2 separate regions of the Homo sapiens genome follow, and region 2 is linked to region 1. Evidence: read pairs that join two places in POLR2A ChIA-PET (ENCODE). Cell type or tissue: PC-9. All regions are shown on one strand. Links, peaks and the distances in the headings refer to the core of each region. The heading gives the core; the rest is flanking DNA. Region 1 overlaps TMED10 (transmembrane p24 trafficking protein 10). Region 2 has its middle 19 kb from the start of LINC01220.

Region 1 (2,921 bases), core at 148-2,647:
TATGTATAACAAAACATCACATTATATATCTTGAATATAAACAATTTTTATTTGCCAATTATACCTCAATAAAGCTAACAGAGAGAGAGCGCTTCACTGCAATGTGCAAGGCATGCTACCAGAGGTATGCACAAGTGCCATGGGATTATGGAGGGTCAGGGAGTGTATCTAGGAGGGGGTAGCACATGAGCTGAGTCCTAAAGGATGAATTTCAATCAAGGGAAAGAGGGGTAAAGAAGTTCAGGGTAGAAGAGACAGCAAATATGAAGGCCTGGGTCCAGAAAAACATAAAACAAAAATATGGCATTATCATATTACTAATAGCTAGTATTTACTGAATACTTACTAAGTGTCAAATAATGTGTTGCTGCTTTATAAGCATTTTAAATTTAATCCTCACTATAACCCTACTGGCAAGAATTATTTCCCCCGTGTTCCATGGGAGGAAACTGAGGCCCAGAGAGGTTAAGTGCCTGGAGAGGTACTGGCCCAATCATGTAGAACTAGAATAGCATGCTAAGGAGTTTAAGCTTCATTTAGTACAAAGTGGAAGGGCAATAAGGAATTTGAAACAGAATGATGTGAGTCAATGACAATTCAGAAAGATGACGCTACCAGTACTATGAAGACAGACTATAGAGAGAGAACCCTAGAGATAAGGAGGTGGGTTGGGACACTATTCCAGTACTCCAGGTAAGAAAGGAGAAGGGCCTTCAGTATAGAGAGAAGGTGACAGATTTTATTTAATTAAAATAATTTTAAATTTTATTTAATTTTATTAAGGTTTATTAAATTGTATTTAATTAAATAATTTTATGTAATTACAAAAAAGTTTAGTAACCCATGAACTGAAGAGTTTGAGGGATTTTAAGGAGGTAGAGTCTACAGGACAAAACCAAAAAGTAAATGCCCACAGAGATCAAGTGAGAAACATACTGAGTCTACTGGACCAGCACAAGCCATACACAGCAAACTAGAAAAGATGGCCTGTGTTATAGGAAAAGCCAATGACTGCCATGGCACTCCAGGTTTTCAGATCATCCAGTTTTTCAAGAGAAGGTAGACATTTTAACTTTCATTTGAAATCTCTTAATTTTTAAATCTTTACAACCAATCCCAACATTTGAAAAACTATCTCAGGCCGGGCACGGTGGCTCACACCTGTAATCCCAGCACTTTGGGAGGCCGAGGTGGGTGGATCATGAGGTCAAGAGATCGAGACCATCCTACCCCGTCTCTACTAAAAATACAAAAATTAGTTGGGCATGGTGATGCGTGCCTGTAGTCCCAGCTACTTGGGAGGCTGAGGCAGGAGAATCGTTTGAAACCAGGGTGAGAGAGATCACGCCACTGCATTCCAGCCTGGTGACAGAGCAAGACTCCGTCTCAAAAAAAAGAAAAGAAAAGAAAAGAAAAGAAAAGAAAAGAAAAGAAAAACTATCTCAAGGAAAAACAAAACACACCTATAGAACCAAGTTCTTCTGGGCCAACAATTTTGCCCTCTCCACAGGACAGAAAGAAAGCTGACTAACATCACATAGAATGACTGCTGGGTAGCACTGAGATCTCAGCTAAGATAATGAACCACACATTTCTAGCGGTACAACCTAGCAGCCAGGATGCAGAAGAAAAGAAAAGGCACATGCATGAACTGATCGGAGCTTGGGGTTCTGCAACTGAGTGGTTTGGAAAGATAAAAGGGTTAAAGAATCATGCTATATACTTTACAAACATAATCTTTAATCTTCTCAGCAACTCCATGGAAACTGGTCTTGTTATTCCTGTTTTACTGATGAGGAAACTTAGTAACTTGTCCATTATAGCAGTTAATAAATAAATCGTGTTGGTCAGGTGCAGTGGCTCACACTTGTAATACCAGCACTCTGGGAATTCAAGGTGGGAGGATCACTTGAGCCCAGGAGTTTGAGACCAGCCTGGGCAATATAGTGGGATGCCGTCTCTACAAAAAATAAAATTAGCTGGGTGTGGTTGACATGCGCCTGTGGTCCCAGCTACTCAGGAGGCTGAGATGGGAGGACTGCTTGATCCCATGAGGTCGAGGCTGCAGTGAGCTGTGATTGTGCCACTGCACTCCAGCCTGGGCAACAGAGTGAGAACATGTCTCAATAAATAGCCAGGTGCAGTGGCCCACACCTGTAATCCCAGCACTTTTGGGAGGCCGAGGCGGGTGGATCACCTGAGGTCAGGTGTTTCAGACCAGCCTGGCCAACGTGGCGAAACCCCGTCTCTACTAAAAATACAAAAATTAGTTGGGCGTAGTGGCAGGTGCCTGTAATCCCAGCTACTCAGGAGGCCGAGGCAGGAGAATTGCTTGAACCTGGGAGGCGGAGGCTGCAGTGAGCTGAGATCGCACCACTGCACTCCACCCTGAGTGACAAGAGCAAAACTCCATCTCAAAAAAAAAAAGAAGTAAAAATAAATAAATAGTGTTACGTGGATTTGAGAAATGTCCAAAACCCACTCTCTTTCTGCATCCCATGCTGCCTTCCCCCAAAAGGAATGTCTGAAAAAAGAGGAATGTACAGTGGCCAAGAAAGACTAATAGAATCTTTGCATCAGTGCAAATCAGAGTTGAGAGTCCTCTCAAGTGTTAACACAGCACTGATCAGTCTGCATTCTCCACCTTAGAGAGATCAGCAGGCAGCCACAAGGTAAAGACCTTGAAGTTAGCATCAGCTAAACAATCAAGGGAAATTTAGCCTTGAAGATTCTTAAAGGCCTCTTGTTTGTGTGATAATTTTTCTGAATCATAAACTGAAAGAAGCAGCATAAAAAAGGACTACTTTATTTTTATTTATTTTTGAGAGGGGGCCTCACTGTTGCCCAGGCTGGAGTGCAGCTGCACAATCACAGCTTACTGCAGCCTCAACCTCGTAGGCTCAAGCCATCCTTCTGCCTCA
Region 2 (2,921 bases), core at 122-2,621, 160 kb after region 1:
GTTTCAATTTGGGAAGATGAAACATTCTGGAGATGATGGTGATGAGAGTTGCACAACAATGCGAATGTACTTAATGCCACTCAACTGTAGACTTTAAAAGTTTCAAACAGTAAACTTTGTTATGTATATTTTACCATAATAAAAATAAATGTGTCTGTCAGTAAAGACTGTCTTCTTGCTGCAGCAGGAAATGGTGTTGGCTTGAAGGCCAGCATCGAGGGCACGTGGGTTCACCTCTTTGAACCTCAGCTGTATCATCCATCAAATGGAACTTACACTATCTTCCTTACTGCCAACTGTGAAGAGTGGATATGAATGCATTTAGTGAACAGAAATGCACCATAAGAATGTAATTTTTTTTTTTTAATTTGAGATGGGGCCTCCCAAAATGTTGGGATTATAGGCATGAGCCACTGAGCCTGGCCAAGAATATAAAATGTGATTAAAGTATTATTTCAAAATTCATTGTTATGGTACCCAAATGCCAAGAGGCAAAAGGAAAGGAGAAAGGGAGAGTTTTGGAGGAAACTAAGGAAAGGGTTATTTATATCTGGCATTTCTAGGAATTGGAAAATACCCAAATACCGTAGGAGAGTTGGAGAGAATTTTGGGCTCGTGCTCAGGGGCCTGAAGGTAAGACCAACTTGGACTATCATGGCAATTTAAAATACTTCTCCCTTTTGCTCTGCCTAAATTGAGAAACAGGTTAAGCCCACCCATCAAGAGGAAATGAAACAAAATGAAATAATGTCAAAACATCACCTCTCAAATTTCATGAAGGGAAATGGTACAGTTACAACACAATGCTGGGTGGAAGCTTATGGGACCTGGAGCCTCCAGGCATGGGTAGAACCCAGGTTCATCACCAGAGAGTCCCATTAACTGTCAATGATTTATTCAATGCATTTCTTTTTTCTATTTAAAGAAATAAGCCATTGGCCGGGTGCAGTGGCTCACGCCTGTAATCCCAGCACCTTGGGAGGCTGAGGCAAGCAGGTCACTTGAGGCCAGGAGTTCGAGACCAGCCTGGCCAACACGGTGAAACCCTGTCTCTACTGAAAATACAAAAATTAGCTGGGTGTGGTGGTGGATGCCTGTAATCCCAGCTACTCGGGTGGCTGAGGCAGGAGAATCACTTGAACCTGGGAGGCGGAGGTTGCAGTGAGCTGAGATCACACCACTGCACTCCAGCCTGGGCAACAGAGTGAGACTCCGACTCAAATAAAATAAAATAAAGAAATAAGCCATTCATCACTACCATCACTTTTATCATTACAAAATGTTTTATTAGCATATATTAGCATGTGGCAAGCACCAATTTAAATGTGGTACACACCTTATCTTTTCATTCCTTGCAAGGTGCAGCTTTTTTATAGATAACAATATGAGACTCACGATTACTGATTTGGTCTTTCTGGTTCTTTGTTTCCTGATTGATAAAATGAGAATAATGTTATAGCTAGAGAAGTTTAGCAGCTTGCCTCAAGTCACAAAGCTGGTAAGTAGTAATGTCAGGATTTCAACCCAAGTTCATCTGACTCCAAAGTTCCACCTTTGAATGCTATACTGCATTGGAGGAAACATTATTGCTAAGAAGCTTATGAAAGAAAATTGCTAATGAATATTATGCTCTGAGAGCAATTAGAATGTGCAATTGGTAAATCGCCTTATCATGGCATTGCATGATGTCACAATGACATGCAATGGGGAAGAACAATGAGCATCATGGGTGTGTATTAGCAGAGATTTGGCTTTAAAATGGAATGAAACCACAAAGTACACAAAGAACAGAGTATGAGGCTGGGCGCAGTGGCTCATGCCTGTAATCCCAGCATTTTGGGAGGCGGAGGCAGGTGGATCACTTGAGGTCGGGAGTTCAAGACCAGCCTGGCCAACATGGTGAAACCCCGTTTCTACTTAATATACAAAAATTAGCCGGGCATGGTGGTGCACACCTGTAGTCCCAGCTCTTCAGGAGGCTGAGGCAGGAGAATCGCTTGAACTCAGGAGGTGGAGGTAGAGGTTGCAGTGAGCCGAGATCACGCCACTGCACTCTAGCCTGAGCGACAGCACGAGACTCCTTCTCAAAAAAAAAGAAAAAAAGGACAACTTATGAAACAAGGCTTTGCTGCTTTATGTATGTGTACTGTGTATGTTTTGTTGAGTACGTGCTGTATGCTGCACGTGTTGCATGTGTATGTGTGTAACGTGGGTGTTGTGTGTGTGTGGTTGCATAAGTGAAGGAGAGTTGCATGATGAGTGATTTCTTCAATACTGAAGGCCGTACAGTCCCACAGCCAACACATAGTGCTTCCTGTGAGCCAGGCATTCCACCCAGTGTTTTACATATAATCCCTCACTCATCTTCACAACAACTTTGTGCGGTAGCTAGTAACAGTATTCTCATTTAGTGGACGAGGAAATGGAGGCTCAGAAGGATCAAGCATCTTGCCCTAGATCACCTAGATGGTACAAGGGAGAGCTGGGATTTGAACCCAGGCAGACTGGCTTCAAATTCTGTGTTTTGGTCTTTTCTTCATTTGTGTCCCTCTCGCCTTGTGAGAAATGATAGAATTATTCTCATTACATGATGGGAGAACCTGGGAACAATGTGAACATGTGTTGGCTCAGACAACAGTCTCAACTACACACTGGGGAAACGTGGGGAGGCAAACTCGTTTCACTGATTTGTCTCCTCTAAAACTTCTCCCTTTGCTGAATCCCACTTTTTTTCCCCTCTCTTTCTACAGGTGTTGATCCCAACTGTACAACCTGAATGCTGTTCTCAGAGTCACTTCCTGGTAACCCAAACTATGACCCAATAAATATTAGCTACTATCATCATCATCAATAATAATAATTATCATCATCCAAAAGCATTCTAAATAATAGAGAAAATAAGAGAAAGGGGGCAAAGGGGA

Evidence for each region. ChIA-PET counts read pairs that join two places held together with the same protein. Peaks named below come from ENCODE experiments on the same cell type or tissue, not always from the same donor. Only the 100,000 strongest peaks of a DNase experiment are listed, where the experiment ranks them.
Region 2: POLR2A ChIA-PET joins it to region 1 with 8 read pairs; 5 of 35 experiments call an interaction of 5 or more read pairs at or near these places.

The regions. Positions count from the first base shown.
Region 1 is chr14:75,155,525-75,158,445 of GRCh38, forward strand. The region is part of intron 1 of TMED10 (transmembrane p24 trafficking protein 10); the gene reads right to left. Among named protein-coding and RNA genes, the nearest start is that of TMED10, 20 kb to the right of the region's middle. In PC-9, for the core only: no CTCF peak of the experiment used is centred there; a DNase peak (open chromatin) is centred at 1,613.
Region 2 is chr14:75,311,780-75,314,700 of GRCh38, forward strand. No RefSeq gene overlaps it. Among named protein-coding and RNA genes, the nearest start is that of LINC01220, 19 kb to the left of the region's middle. In PC-9, for the core only: no CTCF peak of the experiment used is centred there; no DNase peak of the experiment used is centred there.